Regions from separate parts of the Homo sapiens genome. Here region 1 is linked to region 2. The links are chromatin contacts, found by Hi-C or POLR2A ChIA-PET in ENCODE. All regions are on one chromosome and are shown on one strand. The core of a region is the stretch at or near the end of the contact, and the rest is flanking DNA. Distances in the headings are between cores, read along the strand shown.

The links. Hi-C counts contacts between places; a loop is a spot of excess contacts on that map. ChIA-PET counts read pairs that join two places held with the same protein, here RNA polymerase II (POLR2A). Pooled maps may share reads with other maps.
Region 1: a loop to region 2 is called in a map with no recorded cell type, with 2.0 times the contacts of the local background. The contact joins two enhancer-like sites. A Hi-C loop is called at or near these places in 3 of 37 single-sample maps with no recorded cell type and 4 of 50 pooled maps. POLR2A ChIA-PET finds 5 or more read pairs at or near these places in 1 of 52 experiments (Panc1).

The regions. Positions count from the first base shown.
Region 1 is chr5:109,305,085-109,311,801 of GRCh38, reverse strand. The region is part of intron 3 of LOC285638 (a long non-coding RNA gene); the gene reads left to right. Among named protein-coding and RNA genes, the nearest start is that of PJA2, 100 kb to the left of the region's middle. Within about 2 kb of position 1,926, at least 2 of the 41 ENCODE cell types and tissues checked have a DNase peak (open chromatin) inside an H3K27ac peak, as active enhancers do.
Region 2 is chr5:108,677,866-108,684,222 of GRCh38, reverse strand. No RefSeq gene overlaps it. Among named protein-coding and RNA genes, the nearest start is that of LINC01023, 47 kb to the left of the region's middle. RefSeq lists an enhancer at 2,328-2,828. Within about 2 kb of position 2,364, at least 2 of the 41 ENCODE cell types and tissues checked have a DNase peak (open chromatin) inside an H3K27ac peak, as active enhancers do.

The sequences.
Region 1 (6,717 bases), core at 677-3,176, 630 kb before region 2:
ATATTCTCATTGTTCAAATCCCACTTATGAGTGTGAACATGTGGTGTTTGGTTTTATGTTCCTGTGTTAGTTTGCTGAGAATGATGGTTTGCAGCTTTGTGGTGATTCCTCAAGGATCCAGAACTAGAAATACCATTTGACCCAGCAATCCCATTACTGGGTATATACGAAAGAATTATAAATCTTTCTATAAAGACACATCCACACATAGGTTTATTGCAGCACTATTTACAATAGCAAAGACTTGGAGCCAACACAAATGCCCATCCTTGGACATCTTTAAACTTCACGTTGCTCATCTTCAAATATAAGTACAAATAACACTTGACACATGGGCAAGTATAAAATAATGAATATACCCTACTGTTACTACTTTTCAGAGCCAGGTTTCATCTCCATGAATTCATTCATTTGGAAAACATTTAAGGATCCAGATACTACTTGAGGCACAGTTATCTAGCATTGCCTAAGATAGCAAAAGTTTCCAGCCCTCATGTGGACAGAGTAAACCAATAACAAATATCAGACAGTGATGAATCTTACAGTGACAATAAGACAAGGTGGTGATTCAGAGATTGAATGGGGAACCATGATGGGGCATGATCAGAAAAAGGACTCGGACATTTCTGTTGAGTGAATAACAGGAACCAATCCGTAAAGATCTACAGGGAGAAGATTCCAGATGGAATACCTAGGGCAAAGAACCTATGGGGGAAAGAATGTAACTTGTCAAAGAAAAAGCCAGTGTGGCTGGGGCTGAGTGAGAACATGGTGGATAGTAGAAAATCTTATCAGAGGAAGAAGGAGGCCATTGTCTGTCTACACAGTTCATGGATTCAGGGCAAATGAGAAATCATTAGGGGACTTTAAACAGAGATAATACAGAGACAGCAGCCCATGCAGACTTCCTCAGATGTGAATACTACATACACCTAAGTGCAGGCAGCTCATGTGGAAACCAATTTTATAAGTCAGACAGCTTCTTAAAATGGGGACCAGGTTCTAGGTGCCAGGCATCTGAGAGCACATGAGGATATCGGAAAAATGTTTCAACCCAGGGCTGATACTGTTGCTAATTGTCCTTTATCCTTAAGGAGGTTAGTAGCTTGGAATTTGATGTCAGAAACAACTGGCTTTGAATCCAAGCTGCTGTACCACTAGATGTGACCTTAGATAAAACACCCTGCCTCTGAGAGTTTCACTTGTCCTCATCCATAAAATGTGGGAAATAACATCCATCAAAGCAGTGCTGTAAGGCCTTGACAAAAGATTATGGTAAATCGCCTGGCACATTGTAAATACTCAGTAAAAAGGTATATGTAGTTAAAGTTTTTCTACAGTCTTAGAACTCATTAAAAAATCATGAGGCCAGTCCCTCACTCCACAGAAGTGCTGAGGCAGGAACTGAAGAGTTCAGGACTCTCCTGCCACCCCGCCTGGGACCTGTTAAAATCCTCTTACGCTCCCACCTGCACCCACCTTCCTCCAGAGCCCACACTGCCTTCTCCCGCCTGCGAACTCCTGTCCCACCGATGAGCTCTGCAGTGCTCTGCCTGGCAGCTTAGCGCTTATTTTGGCATTCTGTGTGGGGATCCCTAGTCTTCCCAATCAATTAAGGGCACCCTGAAAGAAGGGACCATTTACCATGCTTCACCTGTGTCTTCCAAGGTGCTTTCACTTATAGAAGGTGTTTAGCAAGTAACATGTCTGAACGAAGGAATGAACACAGATGAATGGGAGCATTCAGTGGATCACCCCTGTCTCCCTCCATCCTTGTCACTTGCTGCATATCTTCCACTTGCCTTGGGATCCTGTGGCCAACCTGCTCTGTGCCCCTGGAGGCTACCTCAGCGGGCTCCCTTGCCTTCTGGCTTCTGATGGGGTTTGGCTGACAGGAGCTGCTGGCAGGAGACTGGAGAGTGGGCAGAGGGCGAGCTCTGGGCTAGGCCAGCTCCACTTGCAGCTGTTCTTCCTGGGATGGTGTAACTGTTCCATCCCCCCTCTGACCAAGAGTAGTGACTCCCTGCTGTTGCTAGCCCTGGAAATTTCCTTCTAGTTCCTAACACCGTGCCCACATCACTGTGAGTAGTTTTTAAAACTCTTCAAATTACCCAGCTTAGCTCTGCCATCTTTTCCCCCCCGCCAAAGAAAATGATACATCCCACACATTATGTCAGGCAAATATACCACACCAGGTAGAACTAAATGTACTCTAGTCTAGAGGAGGATTTGGACTTTTATTCTAGGAGAACAGATGCCACTGCTTCCCTTGGTAAACCAAGGGACACCCACCAGGTGTCTGTGAGCCTGCTATGACTGAGACAAACAAATTCAGATGAAGCTGTTCATTGTCTTGAACTGAGTTGTTCGTGGGAATTGCAGAACTTAGCAGACATGAACCATTGCTGACAGTTAAATGGTTTTTACAAGAATAAAATAAGTCACTTCATGGAATAAACTAAAAATACTCTTGAAAGCGTATATTGTGCGTGAGTTTTTCTACTCCAAGTTGCCAGGCTGTGGGTGTTAAACACTTTAGAAGATTTGGTCTGTCATGTTTAGACAGTGGGTGGCAAAAAATTCTAAGTTAAAAAAAAAAAACCAAGATACCCACTCCATTGTCTCCTAAGTGTAAATTGTAAAAGATTGTTTACAAAGACATTTTTGCTGGGCATGGTCGAGACTAGCTGACCACTCCCAAGGGAGGACAGGTTACCTGTGGAATAGATCTTCAAACCATCCCCATCCTGGCACTCCAGTCTCTACCTCGATCACTCTTGCAACTGATTGCCATGAAGACAGGGCATTCTCTGTCAAATACAATCTTAGAAAGGGCCAAGGAAGGTCCAGTGAATTTGGATTTCTACAGGGAAAATAGCTGCTTTTCATTTGTAACATTGATCTGTCAGAAGATGAGAGTGTTATTAGAGATCAATGAGAAGCAAAAGGAGGAAGAGAAGACAAGCAGGCTTTTGATCAATTAGCCCAGGAAGTCACATTGCACTGACACCGGCTTAATAAATATCTCTCTTTGGTTCCCTGACTTGACAGCACGGAGCTCTGGACACTGCATGGAGTACCTACTTGCTGTGTAGTGAAGAGCCCTACCCCACCTGGCACTGGCCCACCATCCGCTCTTCCCTACCACCTTCCCAGCTTCCTCATATGGATGATATGCAGTTGCCTGTGACTCAGTTTGAGGCTGACCCAAGTGACCTCTCCACAAGGCGAGCACAGCTCGCAGACCACCAGCTCTTCTTGGTGCTCATTGCTCTGGTGGGGAGGGGAGGGGACCTTATGCTGGGTCAGGTGCTGCATTCACTCCACATTCCAAGTCTCGTGAGAAGCAGCCACGGGCTAGTCACATATTTCCCTTCTCTTCCCAGCTTTAAAGCCAGTTATTTTCTATTTATTCGATGAAAGTTCTAGGCATTGGGGAGTATATCCTTGACCCAATCAAATTAGTTCTGTCTCATTCCAGGCAGGGGAGTTAGGTAATAAATGAACAAAACAACTATGAAGTCCAATCACTTCCCTCTTCCCTGATTTCAAAGAAAGACAAAAACAATTTTTTATATGTGAAAATTAAAGCCAGGCCCTTGGCCACCACTACAACAATCTCTGCTGCCAGACACAGCCACACCCTATCCTAGAGAGACACTGAAGTCAGACCTGAGGAAGCAGTCTAAATTGCAGATGCATTTGGGGGCCGAAAGTTAATATAGAATCTAGTGCCGTCGGAGCATCTGACCTGTAGGCAGGACTTAGCCCTCTTCAGCATGGAGAAACCCATATAGTTTCCAGAGATTCCTGGAAGGGAATATTTGTGTCTGTCCTCAGTAACATAGTTGAAGTTAGATGACCTTCAGTGACGAGGTACTTGTCTTTGTGTCTAAACCCAACTCATTTTATCTTGTGCTGTTCTCAGGAGGAAATGAGACCAGCTGCTCCCTTTCTGTAAGGAAGCAAACTTTCATATAATTGTGGGTTAATAGCACATAATCCCCTAAATTTCTTCCTAGTTTCATGCATCTATATTATGCAAAACATAAGATTTTGGCAAATGAGTATTACTTGGAAGGGACTAGCCTGGAGCTGTTAGTTGTCGGTTTACCACCCCTTGGAGAGAGTCTGGCTGAAAGTAAAGCCAAGACCAAGGAAAGCAAAGCTCAGGCACGGAAAAAGAAACAGATCTGACGATGAAGGTATTACTGTTACTGTCGTAGGCATCTGGAGCAGAAATTCTGTCTGGAATGAGAGCTTAGAGTTCAGTGCTATGGGTGGTTCCCAATGCTGGTTGCCCATCTGAATTGCCTGGGGAGTTTATAAATGACATATATTTAGAGCTCCCATCTTGGATATTCTGATTATGAAGTCTGATGTGGGGCCCAGAAATCTTCAGTTCATAGAAATTCAAGTGATTCCGAAGTACAGCCAGCTTCAAGAACCATTGCTCTGGGCCAATTTCATCCTCCAATACAGAAGAACATCTGCGACACCCCACGGAAACATCAGTGCCATGGAGTTCCCAAGGTCATTCGTCCCACTAGTGGGCAACTCCAGGTACAAATTGCATCCTATTATAATGCTAAAATCAATCCCTTTGTACCTCTCCACTTTAATACTAACTCTGTGCCCAGGAACAATATGGGATCAGTTTTTTCCCCCTCTTTTTAAAAATCGTTTTTGTTTTGCAGCTGGGGTGGGCAGGAGGAAAGGCCCCTCAGCTCTTTCCTCATTGGCAGTGTTTCTGGACATTGTCCAGAATGGTAATGAGTGTTTGAAATATGCTCTATGAAGCCATGTTTGTGGGGTAACTTAGATACTATTTGGATAATATTCCTAGTAACACCCACAATTCAGAACAGCCCATGCTCCTTAGGTCCTCTTCTCCTGTGCCCCAAGCCCCTGTTTCTCCTTGAATATCAACATTAATATTTCCATCTTCTCCAGAGCACACCTTTGATTAGATTTATTGTGCCACAGGAGTGGCCATTCAAGTCCTGTTGCAGAAAGGTATTCAGCAAATGTATAAAAGATCGGACAAGGTGAAGGAGAAGCAGGAGAACTGTCACATGTAACTGCAGGACACATTATGCTCACCAAAGGTGTTTATGCTAAAAAGTATGATTACATGTAAACAGAGGGCCTTCAGTGTAAGCTAATAAATACACTAATGCTGCATTTTAAACCCGAATCCAATAATGTGATAGAAAATATATCCTATACATTGTGGAAGAGCAGAGTTGTCAAAACAGGTCTATAAATAGACACCAATATTCTCACCAATAGACACATACTGTGCTGCTAACTGTATTGAAATGATAAAGCTTATTAGCATTGCTTTTGAAGTATAAACACTCCAAAGAGTACAAAAAGACAGAGATGTGTGTGAGTGGATTAAGTGGAGTTACTGAAACAAATGTAGAGATTGATTGCTGTCAAACTCAAATTGGATTTACTTCAAGTACTGGGATGGTTCTGTACTTTAGTTAAAAATCTTTAAGGAAAAATGCAATTTCAACATCCTGTTGGTTGTGTGTGTGCACACATGTGTACATCTACACATGATATTTTGAGTTAAGAATGAAGTATTTCTGGATACATGGCAGTTTACCAAAACATACATTTTAAAAGCACATAAAATGTCTGTTAAGGCTGAGTACAGTGGCTCATGCTTGTAATCCCAGCACTTTGGGAGGCCAAGGCAGGGGGATCACTTGAGCCCCCGGGCATTTGAGATCAGCCTGGGCAACATAGCAAGACCCTGTCTCTATAAAAGTAAAAATTAGCTGGGCATGGTGGCACATGCCTGTAGTCCCAGCTCCTCAGGAGGCTGAGGTGGGAGGATGGCTTGAGCCCAAGAGTTTGAGGCTGCAATGTGCTATGACTGCACCACTCACTCCGGTGGGGGTGACAGAGGGTGTCTCAAAAATAGAATGTTTAAGGCCAGAGTTGCCTATTACAGAAGAGAGAACAAAGAAGTCTGAGGAAGCCAGGCAGGGCTGCTATACCCTCTTGGTTTTAAATACAGCTCCACAGCCAGTCCCTTCAGGTAACATAAAAAGCCGTGGGCTGGTACTAGGCTTTGGCTACTTAGAGGAGCATAAGTCTACAATAGTTGTTCAATATGAGGCAATATAATCATGGAATATCTAAATACAATCTGCTACATGTTTCCAAAGGCAGCAGAAATGGGAGCATCTGCCACCCTGTCTGTTATTAATACATGATGTACATTGAGGTATGTAGGTGCATGGAAGGAACAGGGAAATGTTGGTGTTAAGGCCAGGAAACAGATGGCATCTTCATTCAAACATGTTTTCTTGTCAACTTTGATAGAACAAATGCTCTTGCTGTACTTCATTTTGTAAAGTACGTATTTGTTTTAAAGGCAGGGATGTCTACCACATAAGGAAAAAAACTTAATAGCAGTTCAGTGTTTCTTAAAAATGATTTATCTTTCACGAAGTACTTTCTGAGCCAAATAACCAATTTTATATGGAAATTGAAAAATGACAGAGGATTATTTTTAAAGCAATTTCTCTATTCATGCCCTGTAACCTCTGAAGAAGTCAGGCTTATGAGGACATACACAGACAGCAAAGAAGTTGTCATCATCTATATTTATTTTTTGAAGTGGACCATCCAATCAGATATTAGATAATGCCTTTATGACCACAATTCTCAAGTAGACGTGTTTCATCTCAACACTTT
Region 2 (6,357 bases), core at 1,115-3,614:
GACAGCTGCATTCTTTCATCAAAAGACCAATACATTTCTATAATACATATGCAAAGAAAGTTTTAACTTTTAAGCCTTTTTTTCACAGCTTGAGAAGACAATATAAATTTTCTTTTTAAAATATAAATAAGAGAAGAACTATAGCTTAAACAGGAAAGACTTTTAAAATCCCACGTAACAAGAATGGTGGTGTAAATAATTATCATGGACACAGTTCTGTGGGTCAAGAGTCTGGGCACAGCAATTGCTCAACTGGGTCTTCTACTCAGGGTTTAGCAGAGCTGAAATCAAGGCATCAGCAGGACAGGGCTCATCTGGAGGCTCTTGAGGAGATTCTGCTTTCCAGCGCATTCAGTTTGTTGGCAGAATTCAGTTTCTTTTTTTTCTTTTTTTTTTTTTTGAGACATTGTCTTGCTCTGTCGCCCAGGCTGGAGTGCGGTGGCACGATCTCGGCTCACTGCAAGCTCCGCCTCCCACGTTCACGCCATTCTCCCGCCTCAGACTCCTGAGTAACTGGGACTACAGGTGCCCGCTGCCATGCCCGGCTAATTTTTTGTATTTTTAATAGAGATGGGGTTTCACCGTGTTAGCTAGGATGATCTCAATCTCCTGACCTCATGATCTGCCTGCCTCGGCCTCCCAAAGTGTTGGGATTACAGGCGTGAGCCACTGCACCCTGCCAGAATTCAGTTTCTTGAGGTTATAGGACTGAGGTTGCCATTTCCTTGACATGGTTACCTTAATCTTCAAGTTAACAGCAGCACTTTTAATCCTTTTCATCTTGGAATATCTGACTTTATCTTCTACTACTAGCTGGAAAAATATCTCTGCTTTTAAGAGCTCACGTGATTCCATTGGGCCTACTTGGATAAGCCAATATAACCTTCCATTTTAGGTCAGCTGATTAGTAACCTTAATTACACCTGTCAAGTCCATTCTGCCATGTAAAGTAACATATTCACAGGAGTGACTCCAGAGGGAGAAGGTCATGAGGCCCAACATTCTGCCTACCACAGATGGGTTTGGAATATATTTCATAGGTGGAAGTGGAAAGATTGGCTTCAAAAAGTATTTAACATCATATCTAATGAGACATTTATCCCTTATCTAGAAACTTCTTCTTTTTTCTTTTCTTTTCTTTTTTTTTTTTGAGACAGGATCTCAGTCTGTTGCCCAGGCTGGAGTAAAGTGGTATGATCATGATCACGGCTCACTGTAGCCTCAACCTGCTGGGCTCAAGCGATTCTCCCATCTCAGCCTCCCAAGTTGCTGGGACCACAGGTACCCATCACCATGCCTGGCTATTTAAAAATTTTTTTGTGTGGAAATAGGGCCTCCTTCTTTTGCCCAGGCTGGCGCTGAACTCCTAGGCTCAAGCAATCCTCCCACTTCAGCCTCTCAGAGTATTGGGGTTACAGGCATGAGCCACCACACCTGGCCTAGAAGCTTCTTTGAGGCCCCAATCATTTCCTTGAGTTCTCCCCTTCATCAGTCCCCAAATATCCTACTTGAGATCTTTGGGTGTGCAGAAAGAAGAGAAAGACAACTATCACTCAAGAAAAAATTTGAATTTGGGAATAAGAATTGTAGTTTGTGAGGCAAAAAACATGATGAAATGAAGCAGGAATTTGTGAGTGTGGAGGTCACTTTTCCTGTGGCTCTCCTTCTGCCTGGGTGTGCTGGCATGAAGGAAGCAGAAGAAATGAGTAAAGAGAAAAATAATCTGGGACTTGGGGTCATACATGATATGTGAGGAGGAGAAACCAGAAGCATTTCATATTAAAAAAGGTAAAACAGCAAAGAAGATCCAGAAAGCCCTAAGCAGGAAGGGAACAAATAAAGGCAGAGACAATGTTAAGGCCACACAATATCATTGACTAACTAACTGCTTTAGGAAAAAAAAATTATTAATATGTGTACATTTTAAAAAGAAACCATTTTCATAGAAGACATAATCTCACTACTTAGAATCAACCCTGTAATTTCCTAATGATAGTCAAGTATTTACCAAGTTCCTTGTCAAGTACGTTATATGCATATATACATACAAACATTGGAGGGAGGGGCTGTTATTATTTTTTATTTTATTTTATTTGTTTTTGAGACGGAGTTTTGCTCTTGTAGCCCAGGCTGGAATGCAGTGGCGTGATCTCGGCTCACTGCAACCTCCATCTCCCGGGTTCGAGTGATTCTCTTGCCTCAGCCTCCCAAGTAGTTTGGATTACAGGCACCTGCCACCACGCGTGGCTAATTTTTTTTTTTTTTTTTTTTTTTTTTTTGTATTTTTAGTAGAGACGGGGTTTCACCATGTTGGGCAGGCTGGTTTCAAACATCTGACCTCAGGTGATCTGCCCGCCTTGGCCTTCCAAAGTGCTGGGATTGCAAGCATGAGCCACCACGCCCGGCTGAGGATGTTATTTTTAGAAGGAAAAGGCCACATTGAAAACTGAGTGGACAGCTTGATAAATCTAAGATAGGAAAATTTTGCTGAACCAAAGGACCTTTTGGAGTGTTCTATTTTTTCTCACAAGCCCAGGACCTCTGCAAAAAACATCCAAAACTACTATAGAAAATGCACATTTTATTCTACTGTTTCTTCCAGCAGATGTGGATTTTTAGCGAGGAGCAATTTCACGTTCTTGGTCCAAATTTTAAAACTGCTAGGTCACTGTGTAAGAAACAGTTGACTAGGTTTTGCTTTCCATTGCCTTGGACCAGCTAAAACAATTGTGCCCTCTAGCCTATGAAGTCTGTACTGCAAAGGCCATTTCAACAGTGTTTGCTTCAGGTTTATCCTCAATTTTGGTTCTTGAAATCAAAAGTCATAAAAAAATATGGTAGAGATTCACAAAGACCTCTCCAGTTTTCTCTTTCAGTTGTAAATAACAGAATAACTAAAATGAAAACAGCTTAAACAGTGAAGACTTTTAAAACCCCACATAACAAGAATTGTGTAATAATGTAATGGTGTAAGTAAAGCAATTAATCTCACTTGGGTGCATAAACTGACTATTGTGAGGTTCATTTACTTCCTTAGCTCTACCAGAAAAACAAAGTAACTATACTACACTTTTGTCTTCATATTTTAAAAACCTTACCTATTATAGGAAAATATTCCCTAAAATATTGCTAAGTAGGAAGGTATTGATCATTTCCTAATAAAGGCACACGACTAAGCTTATACTGATAAAGTCCGGAAGTTGCCTGCTTGACCTTTATTAATCACCTGGCATTTAGGATACTGATTTTTTTAAAGCTACATTTTAGTCAGTTAAAGCCACCTCAGCATCTTTAAAGAATGCTTTGATTTGATCTATTTCTACTTTTTCTTTGAGGAAATCAAGCTGGGAGTTCTGAGAGCACATTCTGTTTGCTTATTTGTTCCTTTTATCCCTTTCTGTCCTCTCTGCATGCTAGGGCACACCTCACCTTGAAAAGAACTCATCAGCCGCCCTCAAGATGGGAATTGCAATGCCTTCATCTTGAGCCACTTTTAACAGAGTTTCATTTTTTTTCTGCTTTGATTTTGAATAGTGCCTATGTTTGAACACACTAAACACATTTTGGCCAAGTTTCCTTCATAGAGTTGGAATTCAGATTGGTTGTCAGGTTATTTAAAATAACTTTCTGTCTGGATTGGATCACTGTTAATTGCTCTGATCAACTGCAGTACATGGTTAAGGTAAAAAAAAAATATTGAGAAGAGACCCCCAGTCAATCTGATCTTACTTCATAGACACAGACAAATGATGAATTTATGTTAGTTAGGGAGGCCAAGGAAGGAAGAGGAGACATCATTAAAGAGTAAATGTTTCCAGCATTAGTTTCTGGGTCATTAAGCCCTAATGATTGATCTTATTTGGTTATTTTAAAGGCTACTGGAAACTAAAATGGAAACAGTTCAGAATACTTCCTTTGTATACAGAAGATTTTGTTCATGGCAACAGCTATGTGTGCCTAAACATTTTGTGTCACACAAACTCCTGCATTTGACATTTCTATCAGAGAGAACAAATAAAAATCATCCTAGAGCTTTCAAACACTCAAGCCATGTTGGGGCTTTGAAAGATCTTGTCATTTCAGAAGTGAAGAAATGGGGATGCTCTCAAGAGCAAGGGCAGCTTAATGGATTCCCCCAAAGCCCCAAAAGCACCTTCTCATGACTTAATTACTCTAAAAATTTCTATTTTTTACATTGCCTAAAATTTTCATCAATAAGAAATCATTTGATTTATTAATACCAAAACCTCATATGAAGATAGTAAACACCTTTGGGATGGTTAAGGTAATCTCACCATTCACAAATGTATGTATATTATCAGGTGAGATTGATTTAATAAATCTTTGGGACAATAAAGGGTATTTTTCTTAATTAAAAATTACAATGGAAAATTCAGTATCAGTCATGTTTAGGAGTTCTTCCTCTTCTCTAGTGTTATGTAAGGGTCCCAAGCAGCTTGTGCTATCCAAAAACCTTGGGGAGGAGAGCCTGGTATGAGCTCATCATAGTTGCACTGAGATCCTCATTATTTGTACTTATTACATGGCACTCTGCTGATTGTGGCACCTGCCCCTCTGCACCGAAGTCAGCCACTGGGTCCTCTGAGGAGGCTCTAAAGACTGAGGCATTCTGTGCTCAGCAAACAGGCATTCTTGCACCAGTCCCATCAGACATCCTTCTGAGTTTCTGTGTAGGGGAGGGCACAAGTGTCAACTACAAGAACCTACCACCCCTTTACTTCTTCTAGGCTCTGGAAAGCGTCCATACTTAGAACTGGGTTCTCTCCTCTCTTTCAATCAACAGAGCCCTCCCTATCCACACAATCCTGCGGTTAGAGAGAGGGAGGGAGAGAGAGAGAGAGACAGAGAGACAGAGACACAGAAAGATAGAGACACAGAGAGAGGGACAGAAACTTTCGAAAACAAAGACTTAACCTTCTGAGCAAAGACAGCTTCAGACCTCCAGGATACCTGCCCTTTTGAGAAAAGAAAGATGAAAGCCCCTATTACGGAGAGCTGTTCTGTTCAAGTTATCTATTGCTATGCCATGAAAGGTAGCTGGGCCTGGGGTCATCTTGAAGGCCCTTCCACCATTTATAGCTGGTAGTTGTACTGGGGAGACTCCAGCAGCTAGGGCTGGAACAGTTGAGTTCCTTGGGTATCTCTCCCTCTATGTTGCCCCCCAACATGGTCTCAAGGAAACCTCAGGGCAGCTGGACTTCTTACTGAGTGGCCAAAGGCTCCCAGAGTGAGTAGAGTGAGTATCCCAGGGGCACCAGCCAAGGCTGCCTGGTCTTTTCTAGCCTAGCCAATAAGGGACTCAGTGTCACTTCCAGTGTACTCTATTCATTGAGGCAGTCACGAAGATCCACTCAGTTTCAAGAGGAGGGGCCATGGACTTTACCTCTTGGTGGGAGAAGTGTGAAAGAATTTGTGGACGTGTTTTAAAACCACCACAAGAGCATATAAGAAAGAAGGAGGAGGAGGAGGAGGAGGAAGTGAAGGAGGAAGAGGAGGATGAGGAAGTGAAGGAGGAAGAGGGAGAGGAGGAGGAGGAGGAGAAGAAATTACTTGTTTTTCAGTTAGATTCTTTTTCTCCTCTATGTCCACCCATGACCACCAGGCTGCTGAGAACTATCTCCCTTGCTTGGAAATCCTCTGTAAAGCTCTCCTGCTCTCACTTTTGGTCCCACTGTCCCAAATCCTGATCATCACTCTCTGCCATGCCCCTTTAGACTAAAGGCAGGTTGGGTTCTGTTTCTGATCACTCTCTGCAGTTCTGTGTACCGGCACCTATGGGCAAGTGATACTATTTCAGTCCTGGCCAGACCATGGGGGAAACCAGGTCCCAGCCGGGGGCAAGAAACAGCTCCAGTTTTCTGGGAGGAAGACTGGGAGGTGTTAGAGGCACTGAGGTTTGAAAAAGAGAGCTGTGCATATGCAAATGGCATTCTTTAATTCAGCAGTTCACTGGGCTTTCTGCTCTGTGGCCAAGAGTTGGAGAAATGTCTCTGTGCTTCACGTCTTTCCTCTTGGAATCCCATGGTTTCCCTCACAGGACACAGAGTACAGACTGATTCTGTTGGTGCTGACGGTAGTTCCATATGGATTCCCTGTGAGCCTCCATTCTCACTTATAAAATGGACAGCCTTGCAGTATTAGGCATCTAAAACTCTTACTGTGATATGGGTCTCGCCCACATCAATTCTGTAGCAGTGCTTTTTCTTTAGCAAGATGTATCCTAAGCTCTGACCTACCCACTTACCAAAGAAATGGAATCATAAACCCACCGTATATTGGATTTTACTTATAATAAGTGAGGATCTTACCACATTAACACTGATTCAGAATCAACTT